Regions from separate parts of the Homo sapiens genome. Here region 1 is linked to region 2. A link is a loop called in an ENCODE intact Hi-C map of the cell type or tissue named here. Cell type or tissue: heart left ventricle. All regions are shown on one strand.

Evidence for each region. Hi-C counts contacts between places; a loop is a spot of excess contacts. Peaks named below come from ENCODE experiments on the same cell type or tissue, not always from the same donor. Only the 100,000 strongest peaks of a DNase experiment are listed, where the experiment ranks them.
Region 1: a loop joins it to region 2, with 2.3 times the contacts of the local background. A loop is called at or near these places in 2 of 110 quality-filtered maps.

What each region holds. Positions count from the first base shown.
Region 1 is chr21:26,861,566-26,869,565 of GRCh38, forward strand. All of the region lies in intron 1 of LOC105372760 (a long non-coding RNA gene), which reads left to right. Among named protein-coding and RNA genes, the nearest start is that of ADAMTS1, 20 kb to the left of the region's middle. In heart left ventricle, no CTCF peak of the experiment used is centred here; no DNase peak of the experiment used is centred here.
Region 2 is chr21:27,357,835-27,365,834 of GRCh38, forward strand. It overlaps LOC124905003 (a long non-coding RNA gene), which reads right to left and starts at 6,698. Exons shown (of 2, transcript XR_007067831.1): 1 at 3,080-6,698. In heart left ventricle, a CTCF peak has its summit at 4,610 (motif pointing right); no DNase peak of the experiment used is centred here.

The sequences.
Region 1 (8,000 bases), 500 kb before region 2:
CTGTTTTCACTCTATTCAATCTTGCAACTGCACTCTTCTGGTCCGTGTTTGTTACGGCTCAAGCTGAGCTTTTGCTCACCATCCACCACTGCTGTTTGCCGCCGTTGCAGACCCGTCGCTGACTTCCATCCCTCCAGATCTGGCAGGGTGTCCACTGTGCTCCTGATCCAGCGAGGCACCCATTGCCACTCCCGATCAGGCTAAAGGCTTGCCATTGTTCCTGCACAGCTAAGTGCCTGGGTTCGTCCTAATCAAGCTGAACACTAGTCACTGGGTTCCATGGTTCTCTTCCATGACCCATGGCTTCTAATAGAGCTATAACACTCACCGCATGGCCCAAGATTCCATTCCTTGGAATCCGTGAGGCCAAGAACCCCAGGTCAGAGAACACGAGGCTGCCGCCATCTTGGAAGCTCTATGAGCAAGGACCCCCCAGTAACAATACGATGACAAAATCACTTACCAATGCTTTTCTCAGAATGTATCCCCATTGTTAATTGATGCATGACTGTGTGTGTATAAGTATTTATCGCCAAAAGAAGAAATAGATTTCAAATTTCCATATTGTATCACTGAGGCAAGAAATATAAAGACGTCAGTCATATGACTTTTCACTTAAGGAAACAAAATGGACTCTTGAGTAGATAAATATGATGATTTTTTGGAACTCATCAACATCATTCTCATGATTCCTGATATTTATCAAGCACTTACTATATGCAGACACTGACCTATCTATTCACATTTATTTAGCTTGGCCAAAATTTATCCCTGTATTTTTAAGAGAATGTTTCAACAAGGAAAAGATAAATATATGACAATCTTTTACATCTTTACAAAAACCCTATAAACATTTCTACCTGGAAGAAGAATGTGACACTAACCCAAATTTAAGCAGCTGGTGCACATCCAAATTCAAGGCAACTGCACAAGCTATATATACTTTACATTAGAAATTAGAGACCAAATAAACAGAAGCAGGTGAACCAAAAGAACATTACAAGAGATTTTCAGACACCCATTAAACACAACAGCTCTGTTCTGAACAACTCCTGTGCGATAAGGGAAGAGCAAGAACTCACGTGGTATGAGAAATACTGCAATAAGAAGGCTCAAGTAAATCCCTTTTTGGGTCTATTTTTGCAAAATTAAGAATTAAAAAAAAGAAAATTTGAGACAGCACATAGAAAAAATCAAAAGCATAAAGGAAAAAAGCCTATAAGTTTTTAAGAGAATAGAAAATAACTTTAATGAATTAAGCTTATACCCAAATGCCATTTCTGAGTGTCTGTAGGACATGCCTTTTGAGGGAAAATTGAGTCTGTCAGTCACCTCTTCCCTGTGTTAAGCCTAGGTGCCAATACTTGCCTGAGGTTTAAACACAGACTTGAAGGTTTTAGAGGTTTTAGTACCATTAAAACCAGATTTGAAGTTTTTAATACCACTAAAACAAAAGAAATTAGATTTTTCCCATCAACTATATGTCAAATCACAGATGTCTGTCTGTTCACTTTATTTGCATATAGAAAAGAGTGCATAATGAGAAGAACTTCTCTTAAAATGCTATGCCTTTTTAGCCATTTCTTTACTATTTTTTATAATTTTATTATGCTCTTCTTCCCCACTTTATATTTTGTACACTCTAGTTAAAACAAGTACACAAATCTTATTATTTTATAAGAATATTGCAAATGGTTGTTGACAGCTTCAAGTACTTCAGTGTATGCATACATTTCATGGTTTTTTTTTTTTTTTTTTTGATGGAGTCTCACTCTGTCACCAGGCTGGAGTGCAGTGGTGGGATCTTGGCTCATCACAACCTCCGTCTTCCGGGGTTCAAGCGATTCTCCTGCCTCAGCCTCCTAAGTAGCTGGGACTACAGGTGCGGGCCACCATACTCAGCTAATTTTTTTTTTCTTTTTGATAGAGACAGGGTTTCACCATGTTAGCCTGGATGGTCTCGATCTCTTGACCTCATGACCCGCCTGCCTTGGCCTCCCAAAGTGCTGGGATTACAGGCGTGAACCACTGCACCTGGGTGCATAATTTCCATGTTAAGAAACTGGAGGAAAAGAAGTTTTCTTATCAATTCAAATGACTTTTAAAAGATTGTATCATTTTTCTGTGACTTCGTCAATTTTATTTTCTCTCTTTTTTTCCCTCCTCGCTTCTTTCCTTCCTCTCTTTTTATATTTTTATTTATTTATTTTTCTATATACTGTGCTTAACACAGATTTTTTAATGTTTATTAAATTCCTACTTTGTGTCAGGTGCTGTACTGGACACTAATGGTATATACTTTGCACCCAAAGACTTCACAGTCTTATCAAGAATTGCTAGAATACTTCTGTTTTAGTGTAGTTAGTGATCTACAGGGAAAACAGACAGAATAGAGGGGTTGGGACCATTAACTCTGTTCAAGGGTGCGGGGAGGAGGGAGCAGAGACGTTTTACAAAGGGAGAGTTATTGATCTGATTTTCTTCATTATATTATTTTGAGACTTGATAGATGTATCTTGTATGTGAATAATATTTCCGTTTCTGTTTCTTCTGTAAAAAGTTAAGTATATGGAACACTTCACTTCTTTTGGAAAGGTCACGTGTTCTAGAAAAGATTTTTCAGTTGAGGTTCTACTCATTTACATTAGCACATTTTAGTCTGTGTAGCTTAGTTTCTGCATTCTAAATTGTCCTTATTAATCGTTCTTCTGTTTTGAAGCAATATAAAATCTATATGACCACACACAGATATTCACATATGAAAAGAGTTTATTACTAAGAAATATAGTTTAGCAGTTTCAGGAAATAACAAAGAAAATTATGCTAAACCTAATTTTAAAATCTAAATCTAAATTATGCTAAAATCTAATTTTAAAAGCATAATGAGTAGCTATTGTTTAACTCTTCCTGCTTATCTGTAAAACTTTTCTTTAGCATCATTTGAGAATTTTATCAATGCCTCTTTGTTCTTTGAAAAAAGGAAAAATTATGAGAGCTTATAAAACTCAAACCCTAAAGTGTCATTCACTACTTAGTTTAAAGAATGAATCTGGGGCATTTTTTCATTGTAACGAAAAACTTTAAACTTGGAGTCTTCAATTTAATATTAAAATATTTTAAATATTTTGCATTAATATTTTCTCCTTTACATATGGTTTACTTATTCTCTTTATTCTCTTTTTTTTTTTTTTTTGAGACGGAGTCTCGCTCTGTCGCCCAGGCTGGAGTGCAGTGGTGTGATCTTGGCTTACTGCAAGCTCTGCCTCCCAGGTTCACGCCATTCTCCTACCTCAGCCTCCCAAGTAGCTGGGACTACAGGCGCCCACCACCAAGCCTGGCTATTTTTTTGTATTTTTAGTAGACATGGGGTTTCACCGTGTTAGCCAGGATGGTCTTGATCTCCTGACCTCGTGATCCACCCACCTCAGCCTCCCAAAGTGCTGGGATTACAGGCGTGAGCCACTACACCCAGCCTACTTATTCTCTTTAAAATGATTGTGTGTAAGTAATAGGAAAAGGCTTTTTGACTTCTTGTATTTTTTCCCTACTTTTCTAATTATTTTTGTTAAGGATGGTACATAATAGTGAAATGGTTGATGAGCAGAATCTTATCTTCCTAAGAAAAAACTTGTTTCCACTTCCTTTTCTTAGAGAAGAGGGAAATGCATATATTGAGAAGTAAAAATTACAAATGAAAAATAATTTAGTTTTTGTCCTATACTTATTTTTTGTAGACTACATTATATAGCTATATTTATATGTATACACACAAACATTCATACATTAGAGCAATCAATATATGCCTTTACTTATATTTTTACAAATTGTGATAGTCTTACAGTCTTGAATTATTATCTCAATTGGCACTTTGAATAATATATCATTTTTAATGTGAATCATTTGAGGAGTAGAAAAGTGCCATTTGAATGCAATATGTATTAAACCCAAAAGGTCTTTTTTCCTCATTCATTCTCTGGTAGATATTAATGTAAGTGTTAATATATAGGCTCAATGGTTCCCCAAGAAATCTAAAATAATTAAGAAAATAATCACAATGAAAAATGAATTTTTCTGATTAATAAATGAGTCAAAGACATAAATCATTCAAAAAAATTAGACAATCCAAGGCAAACATATATAAAATATTTTTAACAATACTTGAGTAAAATTGATTTAGCTATAACTCACAATAATGATGATGATAGTGGTGGTGGTATAATAACTCACATTTACTCACTACTGGGGTTTTCAGGCACTACATTAAATACTTCCCATGTATTAGTTTATTTCTTCAAAAGCGCCCTCTGTAATATTTTCTATTAATCGTTGGAAGCTTAGAAATGTTAATTGACCTGCCTAAGGTCCCATAGCTAAGAAGCAGTTTATGTAGTCATTATAAACTGTCTACCAAATATTTCTGGTTCTCTTTCCAAGCACATGTTAGTATTGTACTTCCCTACCCACTTGAAGTTAGGTGTGTCTGTGTGACTTGCTTTAGTAAACTGTGAGCCAAGTGACTTAAATTGGCCAATAAAATGAAAGCAGAGTATGACTTCCAGTTGGAAACTCTGAAGCCACTGAGTGCTTTGCCACGCTCCCTTTCTTTTCCTCTGTAATGACAATGCTTATGTCAAAATCACTGGCTGCTCTATAAGCCTGAGTCTTGGAAGAATGACAGTGACAGCAGAGCTTACAACCATAATGGACAAGCAGATTCAAGATGCTGGCAGGTTCAGTGTCTGGGGAAGATTGATTTTCAGTTCATAGATAACTGTCTTCTAGCTGTGTCCTCACCTGTTTGAAGGGGCTGGGGGTCTCTCTTGGGCCTCTTTTATAAGAGTACTAATCCCACTAATTAGGGCTCTTCCCTCAATGACCTAATCACTTTACAAAGGTGGCTCCTCCTAATGCCATCATCTTGGTGAGGCAGGAGAATAGAGTCTGGAGGCAGGAAACCTGAGACCAATTTATGCTGACTTCCTAGAATTAAATCTAAAGGAAACCCCAACTTTCCATGCCCAAATAACAAAAGGATCAACGGCTACTCCTTTGGCAGCCCTCCCCTTTTGTGCTTTGCAGATAAAAAGTGGAAAGTACCTCTGATAGGTCCCCTCCTGTAACCAGTCAGTCTGGTGGTGGGCCTAGTCTAAATTTGCATAGGGATATAACTTTGTAACTTCACTTCAGCCTCTGATTGGTTGCCTTCCATAACCAATCAGACTGGTCGGGGGCCACTCACCACGTAACCAATGGGAAACCTCTAGAGGGTATTAAAATCCCAGAAAATTCTGTGACCAGCACTCTGGAGCCGCTTGCTTGAGTCTGCTCCCACTCTGTGGAGTGTACTTTCTTTTCAGTAAATCTCTGCTTTCATTGCTTTATTCTTTCATTACTTTGTCTGCATATTTTGTCCAATTTTTTGTTCAGAATGCCCAGAACCTGCACAATTGGTAGTCAAAACCCTCCGCCTGTAACATTAGGGGTTAGGATTTTAACATATAAATTTTGGAAGGGACACAAACATTAAGAACATAGCACTATTTTACTGAAAACTAAGAAAATCAAGTAAAAACTGTATACAATATAATAGCATTGTCATAACTTTCACATATATAAAAAGCAAGTAGTTTAAATACATAATGTAAGAAAAGCTCCCTTCACAACTATAAAAAATTATTAAAATCTTAAAAAGGAGCATGAAAAAATATATTAAAGATTTGCTGAAAAATAATAAAGTTAAAATAAACAACTCGTGTGGGATGCAGAATGATTTGATCAAATGATGTCATACCTTACTGTGGAAGGCTGAGTCCATGGAAAACTCAACATTATAAAAATATTAGTTCTCCATAACTTATACACTTAACATGATCACAATAAAAATATTAACAGAATATTTTTTAGAGGGAACTCAGAATAGCAAGTTTAAAATTTATGTGGAAGAACTAATTCAAAGGAGTTTAGCTTTTGCTTAGGATGTATAAAACTGTCAGAGAACACTGTTAGAAGAATCTGGATGATCAACAAAATCATAACTTTTCTTGAACTGTTCATAAAGCTGCAGTCATAAGGAACTAACTACACTAAATTCCAAAGTATAACAAACCCTTCCGAGGCGAGAACTCACAATTTTTTTTTCACCATTAGTAGGGCACTAAGAAGAGTTACCTACTGCAAAGGTGAGTAAGAAAAAAAAAAAAGCGAAGTATTAGCCAGCATGTCAGAGAGTCCAAACATGAGAAAGCTCTGCACTCACTCACAAGCTGGACGTTTTCCTCCCCTTGGTGATGCTAGGTACAAAGCTCTACCTACTTTCTAGAATTATCTCTTATTTGAAGCCAAAGTTAAAGGGGAAGAATCCACTAACTGTGGGTGTAAACTAAAACAAAACTATCTTCCTTGAGCATAGGAAGGGAAAACAAAGTGAAAGAAAACATTCCACTCCCGGAGGAAAGGGGAAGAGACCCAGGAAGAGGTGAGATTTCTGTTTGATTCCAAAGACAGGGAAAAGCCAATGTGTTAGTTCAAAGGTAGTCAGGTAGGAAGAATTCTTTCTTACTAGGGAGAGGGCCCACCTTTTGTTCTATTTAAGCCTCTGATTGATTGGACAAGGCTCACTCACATAATGGAGTTCAATCTGCTTTACTCACTCCATTGATTTAAATGTTAATCTCATGTAAAATATCCTCCCAGAAACACTCAGAATAATGTTTGAGCCCAGATCTGGGCACCCTGTGACCCAATCAAGTTCATAGATAAAATTAACCATCACTATGTGCTTTTGCGTGTGTGTGTGCGTGTGTGTGTGTGTGTGTGTGTGAGTGACAGGGTCTTGCTCTGTCACCCAGACTGGAGTGCAGTGGTGTGAACATGGCTCACTGCAGCCTCAACCTTCTGGGCTCAAACAATACTTCTACCTTAGCCTCCTGAGTTGCTGGGACCACAGGTGTCAGACTTCATACCCCACCAGCTTTTTATAATATCAAAGAATCAAAGAATGTTAAAATATAAGCAATTTCAGATACATTAGAATACAGGTATATGATTTAGTGCTATGTTGCATAAAAATGCCCTGAGAAGAAACTTTAAAGTCCTGGTAAATTTTTATGATATACTTTTAACTTATTAAAATGTTTACAGAGCATTATGTTTTATATGCCTTTTTAAACTATGTAAAAATGCATGAAAGACATGCAGATATGTATATGTGAATGAATGTCTGCATAATATATATATTGTGTGTATATATATGTCAAACAAACCAATTTTCTTGTTATACTGGTAAAATGGTGTATTTCTATTAAAATGATAATTATATTTTATAGAAATACATAGAAAATACTACAGAAAATGCTAAGTCAAAAGAAAGGGATACAATAAAGAATAAAGAAACATACGGCATGTTTCATGTAGTCCATCTTCCACAAATTTCAAAAATGACATTTTTGTTGTATGAGTTTGTTTGCCCCTTTGGCGCTTCAAACAAAGCTTCCTAGTCATTTAGAAGATAAAATTCAAACTCCTGTTGTGCCCTGGGACAACCTGTCTAGGGTCAACTCTCAGAAGCCCTTCTTGCCCTGTGAATTCTCATGGTACCTAACTCTGTTGTTTTCTGCACACACAATGCTGCTTTATATCTCTGTACTTTTACCTAGTCTATATTCCCTTCCTAGATCGATCTTGAAACATCCTTTACACTCTTGTGAACCTGAAAAACATTTATTATTTTTAGTACTCTGCTCTTCTGGTGACATCATGTTGACGAAATCCCACATGGTGTCAGTTTTCTCCTGAGAAACAAACAGGCTGAGGTAGGAACATCTTCCTTTCTTCTATTTTTATTGCTATATATATAGTTATTTTATTACCTTTTATACGTATAAAATTTCTGTAATTGTTTGGTTACTGATACAGTTTTCACACAGGAGTGTAAACTTCTCAAGGACAGTAGTTGTATCTTATCACCACCTGTAACTAAAAAAAAAATTCTCAGGCACTCA
Region 2 (8,000 bases):
TGTAAGCAAGGAGGTGAATTAAGACTTTGTTCCGATGACCTACACAAAAGACGATGATGGCTTGACCAAGAGGTAACAGGGCAGTTTTAGAAAAGGAGATGGATATGTCTACCAGAATTGACTCAATCTTATGATTGATTGAAATTGCCAAGTAAGGGAGACAATGCAATCAAGAGTGACACATAGATTTCTGGCTTAGGTAATTAGGTAGATGGGGTTGACATAAAACGAGAAACTTACAGGGGGAAATGTTCTCCCAGGGAGAGTGTTATTTTTGAACAAGATGAATTTGAATGGGCTCTAGGCTACCTAGTAGAAAAATTATGTAATATAATCAACTTACTTGAACTCTGTTGAGTTTGAAATAGGTAGCTTCATATTGATACCTATGCTCAATGCTTAGCTTTACAGGTGCTGGCAAAAAGAAAGTGGGTATGAACTGGTTTGGGGTTTTGCCAGAGTTCTTGGAAGAGCAGAATTCAGAGAGATCAAATATTCTCCAAGTAATTAAAGATTGGGTCATGAAATCTAAGCTTGATGGGTTGAAAAATAAGGAGAAAAGAATAGTGGGTGTAGAAAAAGTAGAGAGAGCCAATGAGATATAAGTTTCAGGGAAGTGGAGAAAGAGTTCCAGTGGAAGAAGATTAACAGAGTAACTTGAAAAAAGGAAAATTGTAGTTAAAAATTGAATGTATTTGTCTGGAACTTCTGACGCTATCCTGGATGGATGATGAAATTTTGAATGATGAGAGAGGAAAAGACAAATGTGTAGAGGAAGAAGAGCAGACATGAGAGCCTTGAGTGAGACTCTTAGAACTTCCTACAAATGTCTTTGTAATTGGACTCATGTGTCATCTCCTCTATGAAACTGCAGGTCGCTTAATGTCCAGGTCTGTAACTTACTCTCCCTTCAATCAACAGACGAGCCCACTAGCATGCTGTCATGTGTAAAACAAGGACTCCATAACTAAATCTTGTATCAATAAATGAATGTGGTGATTTGTCTAAAAGTCAGATTATAAAATTACTCAATAACAACCACAGAGCAAGTAGTTCCAAAATGATATAATTCCCAGAATTTTATAGAACATCATTGATTATCTCATAGCCAGAAAAATTCCAAATCTTTTCATGGCTTGTTATCTTCTTGAATTGCCTACTAAATCCTACTGATAAGGTCCTTATAGAGAAGTAATTCTACAGTAGTGTGATTACCAGGTATTAAAGTCTTAAGAAAAAAAAGATTTCCTGTAGCAATAGCTTCATATACAAAATTTTAGAAATAAAGCAGTAGAAAGCATTAGCACAGGCCTAGGACAACTCTAAGCAGGAAATAAAACCTTATATTTTATTTTCATTTTTATTTTCATAGAGAGTAGCAGAAGGGCACCCCTTCTTGAGAATCAGCTTCAAAGGGTGAACAATACTGTCTTTACTTAACAGACAGGCTTTTTAAAAAACAACCTTGAGAGTATCATGCAAACTGACTTTTTAATGGTTTTGGGCAACATGTTTACATTTTAAACTTGTGGGTTTGCATTTTTCTTTATTTTCAAAGTTCAATCTGTCAGCTGGTTGGAATTTGTAATTTATGGCTCTGCAGCAATCCAAAGTTCCTTATCCTTAAGTGATCCCATTCCCAAGGAAGTTTATGTTAGAGAGATTTCTAAAAAATCTTAAAAGTAAAGACAATATTTTGGAATCATTATGTGATGTTTCTAAATATGTTCTTCTATGTTGATATCCCTGTAATTTTTGAAAGATCTTTGATACTACACAATGAGGAAAAAAAGAAATCTTAATCAATGAAATGTCAAGTCCTTAAAATATCTCCCGTAATACTTCCCTTCTGAGTATTTTATTTCAGCTTCAGATGTGTATTTTTCCTCTTAAGTTAATTTCTCTAATCCTTATTGATTCCCTACTATATGCTTGTTACTTCACATAACATTAATAATTAAAAAGAGAAATAATATCAATAACAGTCTCTAACTTGAAGTGTTTATGGTCAGTTGCAGTGAAAATCAACATCAAAACAGGTAATATGAAGTTTAGGACACATTGTTGGGACTACCAGCCAAAAGTCTGGTGAGGTTGAAGATACAATAACATATAGAAGAATACACTGATCATCATTCAGCTGTGTTTTATTTGAGTAAGCTAAACTGCTTTACTTTTGTCCAATGCAGAATTTTTTAACGTTGTATTTATTTGCTTAAAACAAAAGAGTTACTCTATACAAGTTTTGTAGTCCATGATTTCTTTCTGAAACCTTTCAGGATTAAATCAAAATATGGCTTCAGAGTTACAACAGTAACTTAAAAGCACAGAAGCCAAATATTTACCAGAACTGTAAAACTGTAAAACTAAAGTGTAAAACACTTCAGTTTAAAACTATTCACATTATTTCTAGCTTGAAAGTGCTAGAAATACATCAAAATTGGCCTTTATTAATTGAGAAGTTAATTTGACATGTTAGTGACATTTCTCCAGGTTAATGTATTTATTGCAAGAAAATGTGGGTGCTTTATAGGAAAATATTTGCTTAATTTAGGTGAACTATTTTTTTCTTATTTTATTTCTAAAATTTTGTAGAAAGAGAAAATCTCATATTCTGTTTCTCGTTGGTTTCTCATTGGTATAAGTGTGCCCCATGGAGCATTGACTCATTCACATTTCACATAGAGGATGTGTAATTTGGCCCCTCTGGGTAGAGAGAAGCAGATACCCGTGGGTCCAGCATGACCATGTGAAGGTAAGTCTTTCCTTGTCAGCCAATGCATCGCATGAGGGTGCCAAACTTCTGTTGGTGGTAGAGCAGGGGGAGTAGTCTGGACCTGGGAAGTCCCTGAGTTATCGTTACGTCTGTCCCTTAGAAAATAGGCAAGGGCCAGGATCAAAGACAGGATGAATACATAAGCTGGTAGGTATGGGAGGATTTTATATGATGCGTAACTAGGTCTACAACACTATCATTTTTTATTGTTTTTAAAAAACCTTGATATCCTTCTTCACACAGAGTTAGTGGTTTTGTTCTTCAGCTACTTGCACTGAGGCTATAAACTTGTTCAGACTTTACCTTCTGTCTCACAGTATCAGCTATATTGATGATGGTGGCAATTGCTGTAAAATACAACCCCCTAGATGTTAGTGGAGAGTAAAATTTATTCTTGCTCCATCAAGTTCAGTGCAGATATAGTCAGCCTTCAGTGGTGCTCTTCCCCATGGTGAGCCAAAGTTCCAAGCTCCTCTTATGTAGTTATCTTCTACTGTTGCTAAGTATTTCAGAGTCATCTGGAGTCCTGAAGTCTTCTACAAATCCCTTCCATTTGGACATCAAACAAGAGAAGAAGGACCTTTAATGAAATAACTTACATTTTTTCTACCAATATCCCATCAGCCGAAACTACTCTCTCTCCCCACTCCTCCAACACTCTGGAATATAAAACAGATTTATGAGTAACCACCACTCTGTTAGGTGCACTTTGAATTTAGTTCTTTCAAAGAGAAACGGGAATGGGACTGTAGCCACCTCAAGAAATGATACTGGCAAAAGACACATTTGGTATTCCTATTTTATTGCCACAATATGCTGAATTTTGTCTATATTAAGGAAAAGGTATGCTGTATATCTATCAAGGTATATTGTGCTTGGAGATATGTAATACTCTTTGGAAGATTTTACCTTCTTCACTATTAAGGGAATTGGATTTTCCAGTCATTGTAAACTGATATTTTGTAACGTTTAATTCCATGCCATAAAAATAATATCAGGGAAAACAATAGCTGTAAGAAATTTATCAAATGCCTCATCTTAGCTCATTCTTCAAAAGGCGTATTAGTCTAGCTGGACTTCCATGAAGGTAATAAAAGTGGTAAATATCCAGCTAACATTTTGTAAGCTGAAAAAATTTTTCTCCGAAAGTAAAATACAGGTCACTGTGTGGTAAAAGAAAATACTCATACTAGCAGAGTACTTAATATAGTAGTTTTATGTGGAAAACATGATGTCTTTACTAGGTGTAGTTAGTGCTTAGCACATAATGTTATGAATACATGTCTGCTAAACAGTGCGATTCTGGCTATCTATAAATATCTGCTTTTGCTTGTATGACCTGAATATTAATGGCAAACTTTCCTATAGAATGAAAATGATTAATGAGACTCCTGACTAAGCTGGGGACCTAATTATTTAAGGCCAATTTTGTAATGTTCACTTAGCTCTCATGTCAATTACTATATTTCCAAAAGGAGACCTACCAATTGCTAATTATATCAATATTCATATAATCCGATGACAAATACTCACATTTTGTGGACGATTGCATCTTCCAAAATGGCCCGTCTTTCATGCTCTTGTTAATGTGATCTTGATTTTCCTCCCATTGCCCATGGTAATGTGCTGCCACCCCTAACCCCAAGTGTTTCAGCAGAGTAGATTTTTGTGACTATTTCAACCAATAGAATAAGCTAAAATGACGCCATGACAATTCCAAGGTCTGGTTGTAAAAATGCTAGGCATATTCACTTTGTTCTCTGAGGATGTTTGCTGTCAGCCACCATGCTAGAAAGAAGTCCAAATCTTCCTCTCCAAAAACACCCCCTCTAGATGTCAGTGGAGAGTAAAATTTATCCTTACTCCATCAAGTTCAATGCAGACATTCAGCCTTCAGAGGTGCTGTTCCCAATCATGAGCCAGGGGTCCAGGTTCCTCTAAATAAACTTCTAGGTAAAAATATTTCTAAATAAACTAACATGTTTTGCCCATTTTTAAATTGGGGTTTTAGAAAAGCTATTACTGAGTTTACAACTATTATTAAGATATGAATTAGACAAGAAGAGGCCACTTTAGGAGTTCTAATGCACAGCTCGGTTTAGGTTTCAGCCAACAACCTGCGTCAACAACCACACATGTGAGGAAAGATGTCTTCTGAAGATTCCAGCCTCCAGCCAGCAAGCCTTTCCAAGTATAACCCTAGGTATTGTGGAGAAGAGGCAAGCCATGCTGAACCTCAGAATCCGTGACAGTAATTTACTAGAATCCAATATTAGTAAAATAGTATTTTTTGTAAATACTAGATTTGAGATAATTTGTTATGTAGCCATGGTAACTGAAACATTCTTTATTCAAACATAACTAGATCCCAACTTTCCATTAAACTTTTTCATTAGTGTTTTTCCTAACTTTAACAGTATTTACATACATACTTTATCTTCAATTGTTCCAGTTGACTTGACTTCCACCAACTATATAGCACAGAAAAATTCTCCTTTAAAAATTATAAACATACATTCAGTCTTCAGGTTGACCCTGGTTTTCTTTCTGAATATTTTTGACTTAACTGCTGTTACATGTTTGATTATACAATACACTAGATTATGTAAGAGTAAAATTATTATTGATAATTTCTAAACTAATAGATTTAGTTCAGGGTCATAGCACTAATAGTCCCAGTGCATAGCATAGGACTTACACATGGTAAATGGTCAATAAATATTGCATGAATAAATGCATGCACAGACACTTTTAATCTGTTTTGAAAATTTAGTTAGAATACTGTAAAAAAAAACTATGTAATATTCACTGTTAATTCTAAATGCAGATTTGAGATTTAGCTTATATGTGCTTTTATAGTCTTATTCATTTGACCATCTAAATATTTGACTATGAAATTGAATAAATTTGTATTACTGTCTCATCCTATATTATAAAAACTGTAACTTATTATTTTTGTGGCTTATTATTCACTTATTAAAACTATTCTGGTCATTTCAATAATGGTGATGATGATAACAATAGCAGCTAGTGTTTCTTGGACACTTACTTGTACCAGAAATTGTCCTAAGTTCTTCTTGTGCTACTAAATTAATTTACATGTATTGGGATATAATTTACTCATAGACAAATTAATTCCTTTTGGTTGTACAGTTCTATGCATTCTGATAAATGCATGTAGTCAAGAAATCATCATTACATTTAAGACATAGAGCATTTCCATCATCTAAAAAAATTCCCTTATGCAAGTTTGTGGTCAATTCTTTCTCCCATATTCAGCCCTTAACAAACAATGGTCTCTTTTCTGTCCATATAGTTTTGCCTTTTCCAAAATGTCATACGAGTGAAATCATACTATATGCACTACCATTTGCTTCTGGTTTATTTCAATTAGTCTAATACATTTGTGAATCATTAATGTTGTTGCATTGCTGTTTTTTATTCCATTGTTTAGATGTACCATAATTTGTATAAATATTTTCCTTATTGATGGACATTTGGCTTTAATTTGGGTAATTAGGAGCAAGACTGATATAAGCATGGGTGTATAGATATTTATACAAACATATGCTTTCAATTCTCTTTTATATCCACCTAGGAGTGGTATTGCTGTGTTGTATGCTGAATAGATGTTTAACTTTATGAGAAAGCATCAAAGTATTTTCAAAAGTAGCTGCATCATTTTCAAAAATAGCTGTGTCATTTTGCATTACCACTAGCATTGCATGAGATTTCCAATTGATCTGCATGCTCACCACAACTTGATACTACCAGTTTTGCTTTAAAGCCATTCTAACAGATGTACGCTACCACATCGTGGTCTTAATTTGCATTTCCCTAAATAAAATGATGTATAGAATCATTTCATATGTTAATGTGCATCCACATATTTCCTTGAATAAAGTTTTATATTTTGCCCATTTTTAATTTTTTATCATTATTCAGTTGTGAAAATTTTAAATATATTTTTAGTAACAGACTTTCATTTTATATATATATATGTTTTGAAATGTTTTCTACCAGACTGTGACTTTTTCTTTGATTTTTTTAACAGTGTCATTCAAAGAGCAAATCGTTCTTTTTTTTTTAATTTTGTTGAATGCCAATATATTTCATTTTCCTTTTATGATTCATGTTGCTGGATGTTGAGTCTAAACTTAACCCAAGGTTGTCTCTTGGGTTTTTTTTTTTTGGACATCTCCTTGGAGATGTTTTATAATTTCTGCATGTGGTGCAAGGTGTGATTCACATTTATTTTTGCATATAGACGTACAATTTTTGCCACATCATCTGAAAAACCACGTTGAATTATTTCATCTACATAATTCTAGATTTTATAATCCTAAAACATGAGATTAATTAAATAACCCAGAGGTACACATTGTACACCTTGAATATATACAATTTTTTTTTTTTTTTTTTTTTTGACACAGGGTCTCCCTCTGTCACCAGGCTGGAGTGCAGTGGCAAGATCTCAGCTTACTGCAACCTCCGCCTCCCAGGTTCAAGCAATCCTCCTGCCTCAGCCTCCCAAGTAGCTGGGACTACAGGCATGCACCACCATGCCCAGCTAATTTTTGTAGTTTTAGTCAAGACAGGTTTTACCATGTTGGCCAGGATGTTCTCAATCTCCTGACCTCATGACCTGCCCGCCTCTGCCTCTCAAAGTTCTTGGATTACAGGCGTGAGCCACCACGCCCAGCCAAATATATACAATTTTTTATTTGTCAATTCTACCTTGATATAGCTGAAAAAGAGAAAAGGCAATTTATTTGCTCCATCAGCTGACAGTTGTTGGCATGTTGTGGAATACAGTATATAAGACCAATATACTTTGTGGTTGTATTCTCCTTCTTTTATGTTAATCATTTGTGTAAAATGATTCCCTTTATCTGAAGAGATTATAAGCAGAATCCTGTGTGATGGCTCAAATATTTAGTAAACTTTGTGGTAGTGTAACTGGCTTAGGTCTTGAGGTTAGGAACAGGAAGCCAATACCTAAAATATAATCAAGGTGAATCATGTCCCTTTTAGAGCAGAAGTCCAAGGGTAGCAACTTGCTACCAAATGCCTGGTTGGTTATCTTAAGGTGCCATATTAGAGACTGACAGTTGATCTCAGTTGCTAAGTTATTGGGAATTTTACTAGAGAAGTAGCCAGATCAACCTTATTGAGTGGGATTCTGTGCTGTCAGGCCCTGCATGGCTCCATCTCCACTACCGTG